2 separate regions of the Homo sapiens genome follow, and region 1 is linked to region 2. Evidence: read pairs that join two places in POLR2A ChIA-PET (ENCODE). Cell type or tissue: PC-9. All regions are shown on one strand. Links, peaks and the distances in the headings refer to the core of each region. The heading gives the core; the rest is flanking DNA.

Region 1 (8,331 bases), core at 1-8,000, 95 kb before region 2:
GACTGCCTTATTTCACTAAGCATGATGTCCTCAAGGCTTGTTCATGTTATAGTATGTCGCAAGATTGCCTTCTTTTTAAAGGCTGAATGGGCCTCCTTATGTACTTTCGTAATACTCTTACAGTAACACTCCTAACAAGAAATTGTAATTTCTTATTTGTCTTTTTCCCTGAAAGACAGGAGATTTCCAAGATTCAGTGGCAGAGTATGTCTGTCTTATTCATAGATGTATTCATAGCCTCTGGAAAATACTGAATGAGAATTCTGTGTAAAAATAGAAGACAGAATACCTTCCTTTGCTTGGAGGAATCTCAACGCTCGAAAATTTTGTTGAAGAGATGATACTTGAAGTGGTTTTGAAGAAGTAGGAATTTATCAGGCTGAGAAAGGGCCACCTAGGCAGAGAGAGCAGCCTACAGCTATACATGGTTTCATGATAGGACCTTGTATGTAGCTCCAGCAGAAGGTTTGGAAAGTGGCAAACCATATATTGTGATGGATTGTGATCAGAGGATGGAGAGCCTTGCCTGCCAATGCAAGAAGCTTGCTTTTACTTTCTAGGCACCTTTAGGCAGCTGGGAGCAAATGGAGCTTTCTGAGGAAGTGAGTGATGGGATGAGCTTCCTTTTTTTGGTTTGGGTTGGGGTTAGGGTTTTCGTTTTGTTTTGTTTTGTTTTGTTTTAAGGAAGATCATTCTGGTGGCCCTTTGGAGGGGGCACGGGAGTGGTGATATGGACTGGTAGAAGGAATGGCAGTTATATGAGTATTGCAGCAGTCCGAGCAACACAGGACAGAGACCTCAAGTAAGCAGGCTTGGCTAGGACAGACTATTCAGAAGAAATTTATAAGGTAGAATTACTGTGATGTGACCAACTGGCTGGGACGAGGACACAGTTCCGGGGTTAGGAATGTTAGAGAAGTAACAGATTTGAGTCAGAAACCGAGTTCTTTGTGGATATGGTAAATCTGGAGTACATTGAGGGCACCAAGGTTAGAGTCTAGCATAGAGAGAGAGAGAGAGAGGGACAAAGAAAGATTCATCTGAAGCCTAAGGAGTGGACTAGGCTACTATTTCTTTTTTCTTTTTTTTTTGAGACAGGGTCTCCCTCTGTCGCCCAGCCTGGAGTACAGTGGCATGAACACGGCTCACTGCAGCCTCAGCCCTCTGAGCTCAAGTGATCACCCACCTCAACCTCCCAAACTGCTGGGATTACAGGTGTGAGCTCACTGCTCTCAGCCTGGGCTTCTATTTCTTATGTTGCTGTGTGTTGTAGCTGGCCCTGTGATGAATTATCCCTCATCTGTGTAGGAATCCTGCAAATCGGGCACCATGCTCTCTTTCTCATTGAGGAAAACAAAGGCAAATAGATTAAGAAGTTTATTCAAGGTAACACAGCTAGCAAGTGGTAGTGAAAGAATCAACAATTAGATCTGTTAGATGGTAATACTTAGTAAAGGAAATTTCAACAAAATTAAGGATGAAAGTTGATTGCTTCTGCTAGATAGCTGTTTATCTAGAGCTTTAAGTTTTAATGGATTAAAAAATACTAGTGCTTTGGAAGAAAATAAGTTTTACTTGATAGTCCTCTCTTACCTCCCCAATTCTTGGCTTGGGGTGCATTATATAAGTTCTGTTTTTTGTAAAAGCATTTTTGCCTCCATTCTGCATTGGTGTTTTTTGAGGCCATGCTATGCTACCAATTTTAGGAGGAATTGGAATACTTTCAAGTATGCTTAATCTAGAGCCTGAGATTTGGAGAAACCTTGACTTAAATTTTTATTTCAGTCTGAACGCATTTAATGACTGTTGGTGTTAGGCAAGTGACCATAAGAAATGTGACTTCTGGTGAGTAACTTTGCCTTATGTGAGCCTCAGTTTGTTTGCTCATGTAAAAAATGAGGATGATAACTCTTACCTCCTGAGGTTTGAGAATAATTAAATTATAATATATGTACACTTTTCCATAGTTACTAGTGCTGTTCCTGACATGTAGCAGCTAGGTGCTCAGTAGACGTATTAGTTCTCCTTTACTGCTCACTCATATTGCTCTCATCTGAATTTATCTCAATCCCCTTTACCATATCTCTCCTCCTTCCTGCTGGCTGCTAAAACTGAGGGCCCAGCATAACTGCAGTCACTGGAGATGCCCTAAGGAAATTGGGACTGGAACAGCTACCTACTTTTTGGATCCTGGAATCGATGATCTGTATGTCCCAAACCTTAAATATTAAATGAAGGTTACCCTCTATATGTAAGATATCACCTTTGGATTATAGGACAACCTCTTCTCATGAAAACCTTGCTTCTCTGTATTCTAAATACAGTTGTCCCTTGGTTTCTGTGGGGAGTTGGTTTCAGGACCCCCTTGGGGATACCAAAATCTGTATCCACCTGCCCTCCCCACAGATACCGAAATGCTCAAATCCCTTATATAAAATGGCTTAGTATTTGCATGTATCCTAAGCACATCCTCCTGTGTACTTTAAATCATCTCTAGATTACTTATAATACCTAATACAATATAAATGCTATGCAAGTAGTTGTTATACTGTATATAAATACATTATTTGTAATGTAAATTACAAAATGTAAATACATTGCTTTCTATGTATTTAAGGACTAATGACAAGAAAAAAATGTCTAGATCCGTTCAATACAAATGCAACCATCCATTTTTTCCCAAATATTTTCAGTTCACAATTGGTTGAACCCATGGGTGTGGAGGACTGACTTTACCTGAATAACCAAGAAGGGTTAATGCAGGGAACCACATACAAAAGTCAGCTTTTGTTGAATAGTTTAGGAAGTTATTTACTACTCATAACATGGAATGAAGATGCATTCCAGGAAAACATTTGCAGACTTCAGACACAATGTATTCATACATGGGGACTGCATACACTTACTTGTTTATCATCTTCTCTTTTTCCAGGAAGCAATATTTTAGGAATTATTTTCTCTAGTCTGAATTAACAGGGAATATCAGATCTGCATATAACCATCTCCAAATTGCTTTGAAAAATATTTAGTAAAACTGACAACCTCAATATTTAATGAAAGGTATTATAAATTAGTGACTTGCAATCGAATGCCCATGTTTGCATGTTTTTCCTTAAGCTCTTCACATATATGTTTCTAATTGTTTATTATAATACACAAGTAATAGACAAATCTGTTTAAAATCATCGTGAAGAGATCAGTCTGTCATCTTCATTTTTCTATATATTGATCAGAGGTTCTTTTGAGCACATGTTGGTTAATAGCATAGTTCAGTAATTGAATTTAGTATTCAAATAAACTTTAAGCAACACTGGTAGTCTCTTATCCGTTAAGTTGAATAATTTTCTTTTATCTGTATTTGTTGAGTCAGTGGGCAGACAGGAGCTTATCTCTAAACTAGCAGGTGGTAGGTACCTCCCCAGTAGGTTTTACTTCTTTCAACAAAGAAGGCTTAAATTACAGTAATGTATCCTTGTTGGGTTCAAGAGTAATCAGTTTATTGTCTCTTTAAAAAAATAAGGGTACTTTTTCTAAATAAATATTAAACTCTCTTATTAACTTAAAAGCTTGCATGTTGATTTTTTAAAGCTCATTTGCAAGGATTAGGTAGATTTTGTGTGCATGTGTACTTAACTCCCAGTTAGGATATCACCTGTGCTTATGTTGGTTCATTTGCGTTTTTCAAACGGGCAAGTTTCTGGATATGGATAGCAACGTATGTACAAACATGTCTAACTAAAATTTGCAATATGAAAGGTAGGATGCAGAAAGGTATTTTTGTCAAAATAATCTATATTTTAAACTTAAAGATCTTTGCTAAACTGTGTGGGGGTAGATTAATATTGTACAGTGACTGTGTATCAATTCCATGAAAAACTTCAGTTGCAACAATTAAAAGTGCCAGGCCAGGCAGGGTGGCTCATGCCTGTAATCCTAGCGCTTTGGGAGCCAGAGGCGGGCAGATCACGAGGTCAGGAGTTTGAGACCAGCCTGGCCAACATGGTGAAACACCGTCTCTACTAAAAATACAAAAAATTAGCCGGACGTGGTGGCAGGCGCCTGTAATCCCAGCTACTCAGGAGGCTGAGACAGGAGAATCGCTTGAACCTGGGAGGCAGAGGTTGCAGTGAGTCAAGACCGTGCCACTGCACTCCAGTGTGGGTGACAGAGCGAGACTCCATCTCAAAAAAAAAAAAAAGAAAGTGCCATATTGATCTTATAAGTAAGTAAATACTAAGCCTTAGTCCAAACAGTTGGCAAACAGATGAAGTCATAATCATAACTATTTGAATTCCTAGCATATTTATGGCACTATAAAGCATTATGGCAGTTACAGAGACTTGTTTATATTTTCATTTGTATTTGTGGGCATAAAAAAATTACATATTTAGGAAGTAGCCTAAAATACTGAAGAGATGAGTATGTATCCAACAATGTTACTTGTTCTTACTTTAATCGTAAACTGACCAATTAGAAATCATAATTGAACACATTAGTTCATCTGTATTATTTTTCTTGAACAACTGAATACACAAGATTTAATGTTATTAAAAATTTTTCAGGTTAAAAGTGACATTCAATAATTGTTGGCAAGCTCATTTCTCTTCTACCTTCGTGCCAGAGCTGTGCATCTCCTAACAACTGCTGGATTTACATGAATATTGTAAAATATTTTATAAAAATTATTTTTCAATTTTAAATGAAGTTGATGGAGTATCATAAAAAGCAGCAAAGATATTGACTCAAGTAGTCAAATGGCTAAAAATGTTGAAGTTTTATTAATATACTTGAAAAATACTGGTTTTGAAATAATTTGATCTGTAATCTTCTCTCTGGAGCACGATTTCCTTTAAACTTCTTCAACTGTGTACAGGTTTGTTCTCACTGCACATATACCTGGACACCCACAGGCTGGTTTGGCATCCACCAGCCTTTTCTCTACTTTCACATTATCCTTTTCTTTAAAGACAAGAATTGTGTCCGTTATCTTTGTCCTCAGCACTGAGCATTTTGTCTGGAGCATAGCACTCTCAATAAATATGTTTTTAATTAATTTATAATCAGTGACCATTAATGGTTACTTTTGTATCATTTGGATTTGGCATCTAATGAGAAAATAGTAAGTTAAATTGCAAAGATCTTATTAAAAGCTCAATACATTATGTCTGTTCGGAGCTATGACATTTTGCAATAGAACGATACTGAGCTGCTTTGTATGTGTTCTCTTGGTCAGTATGTAATTTTTGCCAAGGACAGGCTCTACTTAAAAGTGATAACTCAAAATATCAAACCAACCAAAATATGGGTTCATACTATCCCCCTCTGTGGTTGCTTATCTCTTTGTGTTTGCAGCACACTCCTGAAAATGTAGTGCTGCTTTGTATCATTCCTTAACCCTGTGTATAACGCGCTGTTGCTTCCAGTTTTAAGACCAAGAATGTTAACTGCCTAGGAGGCAACATGGTATATTTCGCCTGTCAAGTCTTAAATAATATTTTCTTTCTTTCTTTTTTTTTTTTTTTTTTTTTGAGATGGAGTCTTGGTCTGTCACCCAGGCTAGAGTGCAGTGGTGCAATCTTGGCTCACCGCAACCTCCGCCTCCTGGGTCCAAGCAATTCTCCTGCCTCAGCTTCCCAAGTAGCTGGGATTACAGGTGCCTTCCACCATCCCCAGCTAATTTTTGTATTTTTAGTAGAGATGGGGTTTCACCATGTTGGTCAGGCTGGTCTCAAACTCCTGACCTCAAGTGATCCTCCCTCAGCCTCCCAAAGTGCTGGGATTACAGGCATGAGTCACCGTGCCTGGCCTTATATAATAATATTTTTTAATTGCTGTTTTAAAGCTAATTGCCATATGTGTTAGATTTTTATTACAGATTAGGTACAACTCTGTGTTTTGCAGTTCTTAGATATATACCCACTTTCTTTAGTGACTATAATCATTGAACTCATTTTTGTTAATCAAGTCTTTTAAATAACAGCTTTATTGAGAAAGAATTCTTATACTATAAAGTTCACCGTTTTAAAGTGTGCATTCAGAATTGTGCAACCATCACCACCATTTATTTTGAGAATATTTTCATCACCTCCAAAAGAAACCTCATGCTGTCTTTTTCTATCTCCTGCCATCCTGTGGCAACCACCAGTCTACTTTCTGTGTCTATGGATTTGCCTATTGTGAACATTTCATATAAACAGAATGATACAATATGCGGCCTTTTATGTCTGGCTTCTTTCACTTAGTATATTTTTGGAGTTCATTGAGAACTGAACTTCAGAACTTATTTTTGTGGAAATTCATTCAACTCACTATGTTCATTCAAAATACTGTAACTTGTCAGTATTTTGATCATTTTTAGAGCTAAAAAATACTTCATTGTATGGATATAACACATGGACATAAAATGGATTGTTCATTCATTCTTTCTAATGGACATTTGGATAATTTCCAAACCTTTTGGTTGTTAGCAACAATGCTGCCACGAACACTCATGTATACGTGTTTTATGTGGACATATGTTTCCATTTCTCTTATGAATATTTGTATGAATGGAATTGTTATGTCAAGTGGAAACTTAGTAACCTTTGAGGAACTGCCAAACTGTCTTGGAAAGCGGTGGCCCCATTTTATAATCAATCAGCAGTGTGTGAAGTTTCCAATTGCTTCACATTCTCACCAATACTTGTTATTTCCTGTCTTTTTTTTTTTTTTTTTTTTTTTTTTTTTTTGAGATGGAGTTTTGCTCTTGTTGTCCAGGCTGGAGTGCAATGGGTGGCGCGATCTCTGCTCACCACAACCTCCGCCTCCCAGGTTCAAGCAATCCTCCTACCTCAGCCTCCCTAGTAGCTGGGATTACAGGTGCCCACCACCACACCCAGCTAATTTTTTATATTTTTAGTAGAGACGGGGTTTCACTATGTTGGACAGGCTGGTCTCGAACTCCTGATCTCAGGCAATCCACCTGCCTCAGCCTCCCAAAGTGCTGGGATTACAGGTGTGACCCACCATGCCCGGCTTCTTTCCTGTCTTTTTAAATTTTGGCCATCCTAGTAGGTGTGAAGTGGTATTTTGTGGTTTTGATTTGCATTTTCCTGAAGATGCTTAGCATCTTTTTGTGAACCGCTTGTATCTTTTTTGGAGAAACATTTATTCAAATCTTTTGCCCATTTTTTATTAGGTTATTTGTCTTTTTATTGAGTTGTAAGGTTTTTTTTTTGTATTCTATATGCAAATCTTTTATCAGATCTATGATTTGCAAATACTGTTTCTCATTCTGTAGATTCTTTTTTTCACTTTCTTAATGGTGACTTTTGATGCACAAAAATTTTTATTTTTGATGAAGTTTATTTTTTCTTTGTTGCTTTTGCTTTTCCAAGAAATAATTACCTAATCCAAGGTCATGAATATTTAGTCTTGCGTTACATTGAGTTAGTTTTTGTATGTGGCTTGAGGTGGGGTCATTTCATTCTTTTGCTTGTGTATATTCAGTTGTCTCAGCACCATTTGTTGAAAAGACTGTCCTTCCTCCATTGGATTACTTTTTTGTCTTTGTGAAAGATTAAGTTGTCTCGTGACTCTTGCTGAAAAATTAATTGACCATAAATACCAGGTATTATTTATGAAATCTCCATTATATTCCATTGATTCATTATGCCAGTACCAGATTGTCTTGATTACTATAGCGCTGTAGTAAGTTTTGAAAATGGGAAATGTGAATTCTTGAACTTTGTTGTTTTGACTATTCAGGGTTCCTTGTAAATTTTAAAGTTAGATTGTCGTTTTTTGCAAAGAAACTAGCTGGAATTTTGATGCGGATTGTGTTCAATTTGTAGACCAATTTGGGGAATATTGTTATCTTAACAGTTTTAAGTTCCAATCTATGAACATAGGATGTCTTTTTGTTTATTTAGTTCTTATAATTTCCTTCAATGATGCTTTGTAGTTTTCAGTGTACAAGTCTTGCACTTCCTAAGTATTTTATTCTTTTTAATGTTATTGTAAATGAAATTATTCTCTTTATTTTAGGATTACCCATTGTTAGTGTATAGAAATACAGTTGTTAGTGTATAGAAATACAGTATATTGATACTGTATTCTGCAGCCTTGCTGAACTCATTTATTCTGGTATTTATTTTGGTGAATTCCTTAGGATTTTCTCTGTGCAAAATTATGGCATCAGTGAATAGAAGTAGTTTTATTTCATCCTCTTTAATCTGAATGCCTTTTATTTTTTCTTTGCCTAATTGCCTTGACTAGACACTCCAGTGCAGTGTTGAATGGAAGCTGTGAGAGCAGACATCTTTGTCTCATTCCTGATCTAGAGAAAAGCAT
Region 2 (16,036 bases), core at 1-8,000:
GTTTCTCCGTGTTGGTCAGGCTAGTCTTGAACTCCCGACCTCAGGTGATCCGCCTGCCTCGGCCTCCCAGAGTGCTGGGATTACAGGCGTGAGACACCACATCCGGCCAAGAATACTATTTTTAAACATTGCTTTACTGTGTTTCACATATTGGAGGATCACCTTGTGTTTTTCCCCATAGGTTGATTTGTTTCTAAGAGAGAAATTCTCTGTTCCATGGCCTAGATCTTACCCAGTACCCACTTTTGATTTCAGAGACTTGTTATGATTGTAAGGGGACTAGAAAAAAGGGTGGATGGCTGAATACAAGCTAGTCTCACTTCACTAGAAATGTCCACATCCTAATAGTGAACCTGATTTTTATAAGCATTTAAGTGCTCTTTCATGTTCCCTTTCTACCACATTCAGAAATTGCTACTTTTCCTTTAAAAACATTTAATTTTTGTTATATAGATTTTCAAGATGTGGAATAAAGAACTTTATGTGAGAGAACAGCAGGATGCATATGAATTCTTTACTAGTCTCATTGATCAGATGGATGAATACCTCAAGGTAGTAAAAGTTGTACTTTCCCTCTAACTCCCTCAAACTCTAATTATAGTATGAGAATAGTGTCTTAGCATTTGGGGTTACTATGAAACTGACGAATCAGAAATTGATTATCTTTAACATAAGAACTATAATGTATTCTGTGTTTAAACATCAAAACATAACACAGATCAATAGAATTGTATATTTTCTCTTTTTTTTCTTTTCTTTTTTTTTGAGACAGAGTCTCGCTCTGTCACCCAGAGTGGAGTGCAGTGGCACAATCTCAGCTCACTGCAACCTCTACCTTCCAGGTACAAGAGATTCTTGCACCTCAGCCTCCCGAGTAGCTGGGATCACAGGTGTGCACCACCACGCCCGGCTAATTTTTGTACTTTTTGGCAGAGATTGGGTTTCGCCATGTTGGCCAGGCTGGTCTCAAACTCCTGGCCTCCAGAGATTCACCCACCTCAGCCTCCCAAAGTGCTGGGATTACAGGCTTGAGGTACCATGCCTGGCCTAGAATTGCATATTTTCTTAATTCATCTAACGCTCAGTAAAGTATGTAACTCTTAATCTCTACTACATAGTAATAACCATTCCTACCTACATATTCTTTCTGTGTGTCTACTGAAATAATCTGGCCTCAGAAGAGTGCTGCAGTCACTGGTGAGCTGATGGCCCTGTGCAGAGCAGAGAGTGCTCTGGCACAGGGGAGAAAGGAGCCAGATTAAAAAGTTATTCGTGGTGCTGTTGAAACCCAAAGCTCTCTACCTCTACCCTGTAAGCCATGTGGCAGACTTCCTAAACGGTATTGCCTTCTCAGATCCCGCTGTCACTGCCAGCATTGGCCTCTCATCAGTAGGCACAATTCTTCCATTTTTTAAAGTAACTTGCAAATTGATGGCATTCTATCCACAAGAAAAAAGAAAAGATTGCTGAGAGTTGCCCCTAACTTGGTCCTTGTAGCACAGGGAGAAGGATTCAGAATCACCCTGGAGAACACTCTCTTGTCATTAGCTCTACCTGACCCATCCCTCCTCCTCTTCCTCTTCTGATCGTCTGCATCACTCTGACAGTGGGGCCAATAATGGGTTTAGCCTCCATTCACCACAGCTGATACTACCAGAATGACGCGTTTTGTTTTGGTCCTTAAATTGCAATGTGTTAATAAAATTCTGTATACTCATAAGTTCAGGAGGCATCACTTAAAACTGTAACTTTTCATTCCAACAGAAAATGGGGAGAGACCAAATTTTTAAGAATACATTTCAGGGCATCTACTCTGATCAGAAGATCTGTAAAGACTGTCCTCACAGGTGAGTGAAGATATCACCGACACAGGAAAAATGATCATCCTTTTGAAGTGATTTGTTTAGTATGTTGTAAATTTTGCATTTGTTAAGAGACTTAGAACTCTCTCCCTGTCAACAGATCTATAAGTATTTAGTGACTTAAATTTCTTTGCTTTCTACTTCCAGAAGGAGAAAAAATTTCTTTGTGGGCTTAAGAAAATATTCATTGAAATTCATAATTTTAGGCAATTCTTAATTGTCACAAAGTGGCATTTTAACTTAGTAATGGACTTTTAAAATATTGAGGGACTCCCAGATTAAAAATGTAGTTCTGTGTTCAAGCTTAGGTATTATGATAATTGAAGAGTTTTAAATTCCATTGTTGATTGTGGGTTTTCTGTTATTTCCTAATCAGATATGAGCGTGAAGAAGCTTTCATGGCTCTCAATCTAGGAGTGACTTCTTGTCAGAGTTTGGAAATTTCTTTGGACCAATTTGTTAGAGGAGAAGTTCTAGAAGGAAGTAATGCGTACTACTGTGAAAAGTGTAAAGAAAAGGTATTATGTTTGCCCTTTTTAAAAAACAAGATTAATTTGTTATTCGCATAGTGCGTCTTTGTTTTATGTAAAATCAGTATTAAGCTCCTACTGTTATTTCCATTAGATTGTGTCATTACTTGTTTTCACATGGATCAGAAAGGCCTTTGCATTAATTACTGTGCTGTTTTATTTTCTCCATGGAGATCATTCAGATTTGCTCTTTTTCCTTTTTTTTTTCTTTAGAGAATAACAGTGAAAAGGACCTGTATTAAATCTTTACCTAGCGTCTTGGTAATTCACCTAATGAGATTTGGGTTTGACTGGGAAAGCGGACGCTCCATTAAATATGATGAACAAATAAGGGTAACTTTTTTTCTTCCTGAAATTTTTCACAACCATTCATTTCCTCACTCACTTCTTTTTTTTTCCTTTTTCAATTTTCATATTCTGTCTACCATGTTAAGGCTGTTGTCTCAGCATTATGAAGAGCCCCTTATCTTAGGCAGCTGCTGTTACCGGAATAGGCAGATCTGGAAACAGTGGCCCTCATTTCTAGAAGGCATCCTAGTGATTACTATGAAGGAAAATGCCTTCCTTAGGGCTCAAACCAGAGGCTACTTTAGACGTTCCCAGACTTAACATTTCTGAGATTTTATACTTGAACTGGTGAGGTAGTTGTTCCTAGCTTAAACTAGGAAAACACTTCCTCTTATTTGGATCTCACTTAACTGGGTACTGCTGTATATGTTAGTAATCAACGTTAATATGGTCTTTTTGCTTCTACATAGTTTCCCTGGATGCTAAACATGGAGCCTTACACAGTTTCAGGAATGGCTCGCCAAGATTCTTCTTCTGAAGTTGGGGAAAATGGGCGAAGTGTGGATCAGGGCGGTGGAGGATCCCCACGAAAAAAGGTTGCCCTCACAGAAAACTATGAACTTGTCGGTGTCATCGTACACAGTGGGCAGGCACACGCAGGCCACTACTATTCCTTCATTAAGGACAGGCGGTAAGAGTTTCCTGAGGCAGCACTTACTCACTTTCTGCCCTCCCCTGCTCTCCGTTATCATCCATACTCACCGCTGTGGTGCAGGGACACTTTGGCATTGTTCTTGACTGTGTTTCATTTTGAAGTTTTAAAGCTTCGTGCAACTGGTTTTACCCCTTCAATTTGAAAAGTTGTTTTAGAAATTGAAATAATTGTTGCTACATATTTCTTAGATATTTTCAAATGGTAAACACCTGCTTTATTTGTAGACAATACATTGAGATCAATGCTAAGGATGAGGAGGTTGATTTTTTTAACCTTATAATGTTTGTCTGATCTCTGGGTTCTAGAGGGTGTGGAAAAGGAAAGTGGTATAAATTTAATGACACAGTTATAGAAGAATTTGACCTAAATGACGAGACCCTGGAGTATGAATGCTTTGGAGGAGAATATAGACCAAAAGTTTATGATCAAAGTAAGTATTTACAAATGGATATTTTCCATTAGTTTTTTTATTTATCGTTTTCTATAAAAATTAATAGTATTCTTTATATAAAAACACAACAGATTTTGTTATTTTTATTGTACTACTGTTCTAGCAATAGAACCATGAGCAAGCTCTTTAATAACCAAAGTGAAAATGTTCAAGCTGTTTATAAAAATTTTTTTAAATAATTTCTTACAACAACCTTGAGGGATAGGTAGGGGAGCTGGGAGTAAGTTAAAAGGATGAAATGAGCATCAGAGAGAAAGTAATGAATACTGAAATTGAACCTTAAAAATAGTTTTGGAAGTAGTTATCCATTAAAATTTTCAGATTTCCTTTTCACTTATGTAGAGGTGTGACTAATTAGAGAAGACATTTCTAGCACCTGTGTTTTTAAAACCATATTTATTATGCAGTGTGGCAAAGCAGTCTTTCCCTCTACAATCCCCACTCCCAGGAAAAAAGAGTATGAGGAGAAGTACAGCCCAATCAGAACTTGCTATTTGATAAAAAGCTATTTGGTGGAGACCTTAGCATTTCAGAAACCTGATTTTGAAATCTTCTAGTGGTATTTCTAAATTTTTAGCTGTATTGGATTCACTGTATTAGATTTTGATACCATGCCATTATAGTTAAGCATCTTATGGTGGTAACCTTTAAGAGTTGGATATAGTATTGTCAGAATTTGCCTGGATTTGGCCGATCTTGGCAGAAATGGTTAAGTGAGGCCAGTTATCCCATCTTGTGCCACAGAACATATTTTTAAATGTCACTTGCTATTTGCTTACATTTAGACCTCCCTAGGATACTTACCTTCTTTCTCTTACTCCATTACCATACTGCTCCCTTATTCCTTGTCCCCACCTATATCACTTCCAAGTGAGAGATCCAGCTAGGCCCACAACTGAAGTATCCTGACTTCCATGCTAAGCAGTACTCTAAAGACACTCACATTTTACTTATACTTTGCATTTTACAAACTTAGGGAGTAGTTAACTACTTGCTGGAATAATGGGCCCTTTGTTTTAGATTGTCAAGACAAGAAAAACTTTTATTTACAGATGTGTTTCTTAATGTCTTGTTATAAAGCAAACCCATACACTGATGTGCGCCGAAGATACTGGAATGCCTATATGCTTTTCTACCAAAGGGTGTCTGATCAGAACTCCCCAGTATTACCAAAGAAAAGTCGAGTCAGCGTTGTACGGCAGGAAGCTGAGGATCTCTCTCTGTAAGTGTCTCTTCCATGTAATTTGCTGTGTGATTTCTATGGTGATGATGTGGTCTGTGACAATATACTATTTGAGATTTTAAAGATAATTAGCTAAGCTGGAGAGAAATTCTAAAAAGAATTCCAAAAAGAAAATAAATCCCTTATTGCTTCATGGTTATTTTCTTGGCAAGAAGTTGTTACATATTTAGAAACATGCACGTAAGTTATTTCATTCTAGAATTGAAGTGTTTTGTTTTTTGTTTTTTTGAGACAGTGTGGTCTCACTCTGTCACCCAGGCTGGAGTGCAGTGGCATGATCATAGCTCACTGCAGCCTCGACCTCCCAGGCTGAAGCGATCCTTCCACCTCAGCCTCTTGAATAGCTGGGACCACAGGCGAGGGGCACCAGGCCCAGATATTTGGTTTGTCTGTTTTTTGTAAAGATAAGGTCTCCCAATGTTGCCCAGGCTGGTCTGGAACTCCTGGGCTCAAGCAATACTCCCATCTAGGCCTCCCAAAGTGCTGGGATTATAGGCATAAGTCACCATACCTGGACTTTTTTTTTTTTTTTTTTTTAATGTTAGCAGCATTTGTTGAATACACTTTTTGTCCAAAGCATAATGCTATGCCAACACTGTCAGAATGTTGTTGTTTTTTAAAGGTCCTATTGTCAGTGAATTTGCCTTTTAATATATTGGGTCAGGAAAGTGTTTACTTTTTCATGTGAGAAATATGACTATATGTGTTTTATTAAATTTGAAAACTTGGTTCAATACTTTGTTCTTACACGACTTTGAGTGTGTGGCTCTAAGATAAGTTTATTTCACTGCTTTTTTAATGGCTGGGAAAGATATCTCACAATAATATGAAGGAAGAATTCATTTTGTGCTTAAATGTTAAATCTCATATGCCACTTAAGTAAAAATTTGTGTTAAATTTGCCCTGCACTATTTTATCTTCTATAATGTCAATCAGTTCTCCCAACTAATTAGAAAGTATTGCATTTTTAATTTCTTAATTGTTACATTATGATTGTATATATTTATGTGGTACAGTTTTATGTTTCGATACATGTATAATAATCAAATAGTCTAATACCCGTTTATGTGAATTTGGCAAGTCTTAGTAACTACTGAAAAAATAGCCACTTTATACTAGACAGAGTTTTCTGATTCTATCTCTTAGGTCAGCTCCATCTTCACCAGAAATTTCACCTCAGTCATCCCCTCGGCCCCATAGGCCGAACAATGACCGGCTGTCTATTCTTACCAAGCTGGTTAAAAAAGGCGAGAAGAAAGGACTGTTTGTGGAGAAAATGCCTGCTCGAATATACCAGGTAAGAACCATATAAAAAATTCTAAGGGGGAATATCCACGTGGACATCAAAATGTATCTAGTAGGTCCAGAAGTACTTCTGCTGGATTAGTTGTACCACTGGGGCTACATCGTCTTACACACTTGTCTCATGAACCTTTTATGCCACGACACAGAGGGGGCCATAGAGCTAGAGCCATGGAGTGCTAAGAACACAAGTATGAATACACACTCATGATTGGCAGGCACAATCACTGACCTGCTCTGTGAGTGTGAAATGTCACAAATAAACAGAGTTGTGGGGAGTGGGCAGTAAAGAAATCGTGTTGCTGAAATAAACTTATTTTGTCTGGAGAGAAAAACAAGTTAAGGTTCATAACCTTTGAGTGGGACTAATAAAACAATCATTGGCCATTATTTATTGAACACCTACTGTGTGCTACGTGCTTTAAGCACATCTTTAATTTGTAAAAGATTATTATGCAGTATCAGGTTTTATTCTCATTTTTTGGATGGAAAAACAGGTTCAGAAAAGAAGAAGTATGTGCCAGTGTCACAGGACAAGGATCTAAATTCAGAACTGTCTACTCAGTCCAGACTTTATACACTAATTAATCAAAAGCTCAGTAGCTAGAACAAGAGAATTTGAGAAAAATATCGAGTCTTACATTAAGAAAGAAAGAGAATTAAGCCATCTGACATAAAGGAAGCATGGAGTTGGTTGTGCTTGGGAGAGCTCTGTTTATCCCCTTCTACCTAAAATACCAAGTTAGAATTCATTTGTCCTTCACATGGCAGTTTACCTGAATTTCCCAAAAGGGTATGGTTTAATGAATAATAGTTCTTATAACATCTTATATGTCAAAGGAAGGTTTTCTCTCTCCTCTTTTAAAAGTTCAAAACTTGAGAAAGGGGAATTATAAATTATAATTCACTTTTTATAAGTGCTTTTTACCTATATTTTTACATATCATTAGAAATGTCCTTCACATATTGAATATTTTTCCATTTCATAAAAATAATTATTAATCTTCTTTTGTAGATGGTGAGAGATGAGAACCTCAAGTTTATGAAGAATAGAGATGTATACAGTAGTGATTATTTCAGTTTTGTTTTGTCTTTAGCTTCATTGAATGCTGTAAGTAACTAACTGGATTGTTAGAAATAAGAAAGGGTTACAATTAAATATGCTTTAGCTAAAGCATTCAGTGATTCATCCTCAGTCTCAGTAGTTAGCATTCAGGTTAGATGCAAAAAGGTTTTCCCGTGAATGTAGCCCGTATTGGGTAATATTAAAATGCAAGCAGCATTCTGAATGTATAATGTAGATGGTGGGGAGGTGTGACTTCCCACATACTGGCTTTCTAAAGTGCCCTTGTTTAGATTTATAAAAGAATCTTAGAATAGCTATAACTGTGAGCTCATGTCAATGGATATTGGTCTTTGTGGAGATTCCTAATTTGTAATAAAATATCACAAGACTAAAGATTAACTTTCAACTACTTTTCCTTGAGTACCATGATTGTAATTTGCCAATAAGGGAAAACAACATTCTTAGTCTCTTGATGACTTAACATCCTGCGGTCTAACAACTGTTTTGAGAGGATTTCATAAAAGAAATGAAGACAATGTCTTTTCTTAACCTTTTTAAAAATTTAAATGGAACATTTTTTTATAATGAACTGGCAAGATTCTTCTTATTAGTATTTAACTTTATCATGTGTGTATATCATATTCATATATTGTGTGTGTATCATAATTTAGTTCGTAACTGTGTAATAATCTATAAAACTTCTGTGAAAAATATCCTCTTTCATGTTTCCCTCTCTTAGACTAAATTAAAGCATCCATATTATCCTTGCATGGCAAAGGTGAGCTTACAGCTTGCTATTCAATTCCTTTTTCAAACTTATCTACGGACAAAGAAGAAACTCAGGTGAGAAGTGATATGTTTTGATAATCTGTTGTGACAGAGGGCACTGGTGAATTCAATTGAAGTTGAATTTATAATTAAAATATTGTGAAAGCAGCTACCTAATTTTATTCAGAGGACTAAGACATGGTCTCTAGCTTTAAGAAACTTCTAACCTAATGGAAAGAATAGCTCAAACAAAAGAGAAATACCTAAAAAGACAATTTATACCAAGGTATAAATTCTGTACATCTTCGAATTGGGCAAAATCATATCCAGATAAGGAGATTAGAGTAGGCTTTAAGACACTGATGTTCTCAGAGGGTTTCGAAAGGCAAAACAGAGAAACACAGAGGGCTCATTTTAGGCAGAAAGGAAAGCCTGAGTAACAGACAAGACTTGGCCTAGGGAACCATGAGTGACTAATTGTGTTTTAGTAGGACGTGTGAGAGACTCCTGGAGCTGAGGCTGAATGTTGGGTTTAGAACTCACTGAGTGCCCTTAGTGCCAGAGCAGGGAGTTTGGGCTGTGTTCAGTGGGAGATCGTGAAAGGTTTTTGAACAGGGAAGTATGTCCAGAGTAATGCCTTAGAACAACAGCCTCCAATATTTTTAGCAACAGGGAGTGGTTTCATGGAAGACAATTTTTCCACAAAAGGGAGGGTTGGGGGGACAATTAGATTCTCATAGGGAACGCACAGCCTAGATCCCTCATGTGTGCAGTTCACAATAGGGTTCATGCTCCTATGAGAATCTAATGCTGCCACTGATCTGACAGGAAGTGGAGCTCAGGCTGTAATGCTCACTGGCACACCACTTACCTCCTGCTGTGCGGCCCTGTTCCTAACGGGTCCCAGGCCGGTACTGGTCCATGGCCCAGGGCTTGGGGACCTCTGCCTTAGAAACTTTACAGACATTGACTGTATCTTATTCATCATTGGTTTTATGGTTTTTTTGGGTTTTTGAGGCAGAGTCTCACTCTGTTGCCCAGACTGGAGTGCAGTGGTGCAGTCTTGGCTCACTGCAACCTCTGTGTCCCGGGTTCAAGCGATTCTTCTACCTCAGCCTCCCAAGTAGCTGGACTATGGGCGTGCGCCACCACACCCGGCAAATTTTTGTATTTTTAGTAGAGACGGGGTTTCGCCGTGTTGAGCAAACTACTCTTGAACTCCCAGCCTCAGGTGATTCGCCTTCCTTGGCCTCCCAAAGTGCAGAGATTACAGGCGTGAGCCACTGTGCCTGGCCTCGTCATCGGTTTTTATCTTCAGCACCTGGTAAGGTGCCTGCACATTATAGGTTCTGGATAAGTCATTGTTCTGTGAATAAATGAGTGAAGAATGAAGAGTATTGAGCAGTGGTTTGTAGAATATACCTAGAGTAAGGGGAGACCCAGGGTGAGGAGACCAGTTAGAGTTAAAAGACTACTTAAGTTCCCAGTCTTTTCCCTCTCACTAGCAAAGTGAGCTTCTCCAAGTATGGAGAGGTTTTTGGACAGATTTTGCAGTCAAGAAACTCTTCAGAAAAAATATATAGTGACAACTTCATTTTTATGTATAATAATCAAAGATATATTAAGTGATCTCAGTCTTTATTATCTGAAAAAGAAAAAATAATGTATCCCTTTCTTTTAATGTCTGGCATAGGATTAACTAATTAGTCACTATGCCTATCCTGGCATAGGATTGGTCACTTTTGTTTGTGAAATTTGCTCATGCTCTTTACACATGGCCCACTATTTCCATTTTGTTTATATGGCCATTTTACACAATGATCATTTTGGGACATTGGGGGATGTAAGGGAGGTGTTATGAGGGCTTGGGTAGAATAGTCATTATACCTTTTTTCTGCCTGAATATTTTTTTTTTATTCCATAAGGTAGGATATTAATGATTTTAGCAATAAAGCATAAAAATGTCAATGTAAGCTATTCTGAAAGTGGACATTTTGTGAGTGTAAATTAATGAAAAAAATGCTATAGTTCAGGCCTTTTGTCTAATTCGAGTTGTTTGATGAAGATGCAGAAGGAAGGTAAAGTCTAAGACTTAAGCTTCTTTACACTTTTTTGTTTGTGGGGAAAGATGAGCCACACCACAAGGAGCCAAGGAATGCAAAGCACTGACTTCCAGAGTACACTGAGCCATGGTAGTGGGCAGTCATTAAGTATCTCTTATCCCTCCACTCTACCCACGAGAGACATACAGAGAGACATTCATAGATAGAAAGGATAAGAACCAACAAGAGTGCACTGCATGAGGTCATTGGCTGGGCTTATGCTCCTAACATTGCTGTATCTGCTTTTTTTTAAAGGGTTGATACTGAAGAATGGATTGCTACCATTGAAGCATTGCTTTCAAAAAGTTTTGATGCTTGTCAGTGGTTAGTTGAATATTTTATTAGTTCTGAAGGACGAGAATTGATAAAGTAAGTGTTGGAGTCTTTTAATTAAAAGAAATTTGTGTCTCTTCCAGTGATTTAGAGCTGAAGTTTCTTATAACCCTTTTTATTTCAACTTGAAATTATTGTTCTGCTTAAAGTCTATTTTAAACTCTCTTCACTGAAACAGTGAGGAAATAATTCAGGTCACTCCAAAATCATCTCAGGCAAGTATTCAGTGACCACAAGAAGAGCCTGTGAGGCAGATCGCCTGCCAGGTACTCATAGGCACGTGGGTCTTAAACCCCTGCTATGGTTCAAAGGGGGTCAGAGACGCAAGTCTCTTCCCTCAGGGACTCGGAATCTGGTGGAAAGAGAGAAACAATCCCAGAGTACCACACATTTCACAATATTGTCTAACTGTGTTTGGATTCTGACTAAAAAATTATTTTTCAAAAATCTACCGGTAGGCCAGGTGCAGTGGCTCGCACCTGTAATCCCTGCACTTTGGGAGGCCACGGCGGGCAGACCATGAGGTCAAGAGATCAAGACCATCCTGGCCAACATGGTGAAACCCCGCCTCTACTAAAAATACAAAAAATTAGCCGGGCGTGGTTGTGGGCACCTATAGCTACTTGGGAGGCTGAGGCAGGAGAATTGCTTGAACCCAGGAGGCAGAGGTTGCAGTGAGCTGAGATCGCGTCACTGCACTCCAGCCTGGCAACAGAGCGAGACTCCACTCAAAAAAAAAAAACTCCTGGTAGTATATTACCTATGATAGTACATCTACCTAGGTACCTGAAATTTAAAAAAGAAAAATTTGCTTTTCTGGCAGAAATTCAGAATGCTCCAATCACTATGAATGTTTACACTTTACTTCTGATCATCCTCATCAAGTCAGCTTCTCTTGTCCTTGGAAGTTCAACATTTATGTGGGGTTCCAGCAAGCACTGCCGTGGTCTCTGGTGTCCTGTCTCCTCTATTCCCCAGTGGGCTCCTCCTTCACTCTGCCTCAGCTGTGCCCACTCCTTACCGCTCGACTTCACTGAGAAAGTACAGATTAGCAAATGAGCATTTCCTACCCCAACCACAGATGCCACACGCCTGCCAGAGTCTGTTCCAGCTTGCCCTTTCCTCTCTTTATTGTAGAGGAAGTATCCTCTCTCCTTTCAAAATGAATCTCTCTACATGTGCACACCTTCTCAAGGAAGTTGACCCTTTAATTATCTCACTCTTAATTCCTGCATCTTTACTTTCTAGAATTTTCTATCACTTCTGTCACTTCTGCCAGCATACAAATATGCTCTGTTTTCTCTCAAAACAAACACACAACAGGGAATTCAGAAACGCAAGTCTCTTCCCACAAGGCGATCACAGTCTGCTGGTAAGTTAGAGATCTTTTCAGAACTGCTGATCCCTGATCCTCTTCCTCTCTAGGTCTGAGCTCCAAACATTTATTTGCCTACTTGATATCTGCACTTTTCCCTCTAATCTATTTCATTCAGCAACAGACCTGTTCTTTTTCAAACAAATTAGATCACATTACCTCTCTGGTTAAAAATTCTTCAGCGGAATCCTGTTGCTCTCAGAATAAAATCCAGAATTTTCACCATTACCCACAAGGCCTTGCTTGATCTGGTTTTTGTCCTTCCAGGCTTTCCTTGACTCACTCTCTGCTTGTCAGGCTTTAGCCATACTGGCTCATTGGTTCCTTGAACCTGCCGAGCTTATTTTCCTGCCTCAAGGTCCTTGCACCTGTTATTCCTTATCTGGAACACCATCCTCCCCTCTTCACATAGTAAGTGGCTTCTCCTTCAGACATCAGCGTGAATAGCATTTGCTCTGAGAGGCTGTTCCCAGTCACCCAGTCTAACGGATGTTGCCTGCTAGTCTGCTCCCTTTTTTCTGCCCATCTCCTCTACTACAACTTCAGCTTCTTGAGGGCAGAAGCCAGGTTCAGTTCATTCCCTACTAGACACAAAGAGGCTGGCAAATAGCAAGCAGTCAAATACTTATTCAGGCATGCATGCATATATCCATATAATTCATAAAAAGAATCAGTAAGCATTTCTTTGAAGTGCTGTGTGCTGTACGCCTGTCCCTTTAGAGTTTGCATTAGAGATAACCATTTTTCTAGTTTGATTCCAAAATATCTTTCCAACGGGACTCCTGAGCATTGTGCAAGCATTAGAATGTTATAGAAAGATCATCCATTTGGAAGGAACATGGCAAATATGCAAATATTTTATTCATTCCCTTATGTCCAAGCAGACTTGCTTTTAAATATCTCCAGAGAAACTGTAACGTCCTTTGGGTAGTATGTTTGGTTTCTTGGTATTCCTAATGCTCAAGAATCCCAGTGAATTACTTCTACATTCTTCCTGATGGAGTTTATTATAGTTTGTTTCTTTCTTTATAAAGACCAATCACTCATCACTATCAATTGCTATGATTTCGTGTTTGAAGAATTAATGATCTTTTTTTCTAATTACTTATTTCTTTATAATTTTTAAGATAGGTTGTCATTTTTGCAACTAAAAAATAAGTATATATACTATACTCATATTTTAGTAACTTTAAACATGAAGAGATATTGTCTTTTAGATCAGCCCCTTGGTATAGTCTTCTAAGGCAATTCTTTAAACATAATTATAATTGTAAAAAAATTAATTCATAGTAAATATTGCTTACAGATTGATCTAAAGAATTCAGACTACTAACATGAAGGATACTTTACATTTTTAAAGAGCCTTTTATTGTGGAAATGTTTAAACACACGCAGAAGTAGGCAGAATGAGCCCTCTCCTGTACCCAGGCCCCAGGCAAGTTGTTGACATTTGCCTGTCTTGCCTTAGCTATCTCAGCTCTCACACAGGATACCCACATGCAGGCTTTTTTGTCTCTCTGAAGTATTTTAAATTGCAGACATTATATCATTTCACAATAAATTTTCAGCGTGTATCTGAAGGTAAAGTTCATCTCTAACAGCAAAGTTAAAAACAATGTAAGTACTTTACTGTTATCACACCAACAAAATTAATATAATTCCTTCATATCACCTTATATCTAGTCCATGTTCAGATTTCCTCCAAAGGTCTCAGAAGTGTCATTTTACCATTGAGTTTGCACAAATCAGGATCCAGTGAGGTCCACACATGGCCTTTGCTTTCTGTGTCTCTTAAGGCTCTTCTGACCATCAGTCATTCCTTTGTCCCCCTGCCCCTTGTATGCTGTGCCATTTGTTTGAGGAGTAGACTGTTTGCTCTGTAGAGCTCCCCATATTCTGGATCTGTTTGCATCCTCTAGGTATTCCCTTCAAGAGAATTGCAGCTGAGTCTGATTGTACCTCTAGAGCTGAACATTATGGGAGTACTTCTTATCTTTTAAACTTTCTCATAGTTGCCACATAGAGTCTTAGTGAATTTTGAACAGAGCCTTGGCTGGTATGTGGCATTACAGTTAGCAGGAATAAGCAGAAGTGAAGTGACCTTGGAAAGCTCCACTTGGCCCATAAGCGCTAACACTGTCAGGAGACTCTACTTTTGTTTCTTGGCTATTAGATGGGACCTATCATGGGAAGGTTGAGGTTGTGGAAATGTATCTTGCTTTTTCACACCACCTTTCTCTTTCTTTCAGGATTTTCTTACTGGAGTGCAATGTGAGAGAAGTACGAGTTGCTGTGGCCACCATTCTGGAGAAAACCCTAGACAGTGCCTTGTTTTATCAGGATAAGGTCGGTCTCATTTTTAAAACGTTATTTATACACTGTGTTTTTACCAAATGTTTTAAATTGCAGGTAATAAGAAAGAGCCTAGGATTGGAGTCTGGTAATTTTGCCACATAAATACACCTTCTGTGAACTGATTTTTGGTACATGCCAGGGAGAAGGCATTCTGTCCCTTCCTCCTCACATCCCAAACACCAGGGTAGGCCAGGAATTCAGGCCTGCTTTGGTCTGCGTTGGGATTTTCTCTCTAGAAACACTCCCTTTTCAGAGTCCTTTCTCAAGAATTTGTATTAGATCTCTCTGAACTGAGACTAATCTGTGTCTAGAGACTCATCTAGGCCAGCAGACATTTTGAGCCACCTCTGGCTTTGTCTTTTTCCTCATAAGCTATTTTCCTGATCTAAACCTGCAGCTGGCAACCAAACCAAATAGTGCTATTCATCCAGGGGCGTTAAGTCCTTACAGGTACAGCAGTTACTTCCCAAGATTGCTGTTTCAAACAGCTGACACTACATGGAAAACTTTGAAAAATGTTATTTTCACAACAAATTGGCTTCTTATAAACATTAGCTGGAGGCATTGTGCCTCAATGAACTAAATACAGATTCTAGGAATTACTGCTTCAAATGCAGATGTTGGCTTTGCTGTGCAACTTTGAGCAAGTCCTTTAAGGAGGATGTTGATCCAGATACAGTGCCTGCCACCCAAGCACTTAGTTCCATGAACAAGGCAGTCAAATATGCCCCTTAGGAAGGTCCTCAAAGACTGTATCTCAATTCCGGGAATCATTAGGAAGTTGAGGTTTACTGTAAGGCAGTGGTTTTGATCAGCTTAAATAGCAGAACCATTTTTTAAACAAAATCCTACCTAGATGCAAAATATAGAATACAAGCCACAGGAGCAGCTGAGGACAGTTCAAATGCCATTGCTCCATTCCCTGTGGAAGTTTCTAAGATGCATCAAGAATCCTTAACATAAGGACCATATCACTCTCCTCCTTCCTCCCATGTACCAACCCAAACAAAGGATAAAGGCAGAGTTAGTGCAGCCTCCCTAGAGATGGGGTCAGGCCGTAGCATATTACCCACCAGCCTCTAAAGGCAGGACAGCAGGCGGCAGAAAGAGAAGGGAATGGCGGCCATACACTTGGAAGCCATTTGCTCAGTGAATTCTGTCTGATGCCCAGCTGATGGATTTTCATGTCTATTTGCCCCCCTCCCCCCGTAAATGGAAATGGTGCCTCTTGCCACCCACTTTATCTTGTAAAGTACTTTGAAAATGAAGTGCTATGTAAATGCTAAATTTTACTGTATTTATAATGGGTGTGACAGGATGGATGGGAATATTGCAGAAGTATGAATACCATCTTCAGAGGAAACGAACTAATGAGAGTAGTAAGCCTGGTCTTAAATCTAGATCACAGATGAATTTCTAGGGACTTGTCCAAAAACAGTTGGGGTGGGAGGGAAAGAAGAAGCAATGTCATAACCAAAATGGTTTCTAAACAAATAAAATGTTTTTCAAAGCTTTCCATGAGGCGTCAGCGGGCTCTCAAGTAAGTTCACGGCTGAGTCGATATCACCGTTGTCATTCTGTCAGGCTGTTGCTATCCATTTGCTCCATCGGCTTGGTTTCCAGCCCCTATGCCTGTGTCTGTGTTT

The links. ChIA-PET counts read pairs that join two places held together with the same protein. Peaks named below come from ENCODE experiments on the same cell type or tissue, not always from the same donor. Only the 100,000 strongest peaks of a DNase experiment are listed, where the experiment ranks them.
Region 1: POLR2A ChIA-PET joins it to region 2 with 8 read pairs; 2 of 35 experiments call an interaction of 5 or more read pairs at or near these places.

Annotation. Positions count from the first base shown.
Region 1 is chr1:55,187,362-55,195,692 of GRCh38, reverse strand. The region is part of intron 1 of USP24 (ubiquitin specific peptidase 24); the gene reads left to right. Among named protein-coding and RNA genes, the nearest start is that of USP24, 24 kb to the left of the region's middle. In PC-9, for the core only: no CTCF peak of the experiment used is centred there; a DNase peak (open chromatin) is centred at 4,282.
Region 2 is chr1:55,084,287-55,100,322 of GRCh38, reverse strand. USP24 (ubiquitin specific peptidase 24) reads left to right here. Exons shown (of 68, transcript NM_015306.3): 45 at 454-552; 46 at 1,765-1,847; 47 at 2,239-2,380; 48 at 2,606-2,725; 49 at 3,151-3,371; 50 at 3,701-3,825; 51 at 4,927-5,068; 52 at 6,236-6,386; 53 at 7,407-7,502; 54 at 8,197-8,300; 55 at 10,583-10,696; 56 at 14,285-14,381. Among named protein-coding and RNA genes, the nearest start is that of PCSK9, 53 kb to the right of the region's middle. In PC-9, for the core only: no CTCF peak of the experiment used is centred there; no DNase peak of the experiment used is centred there.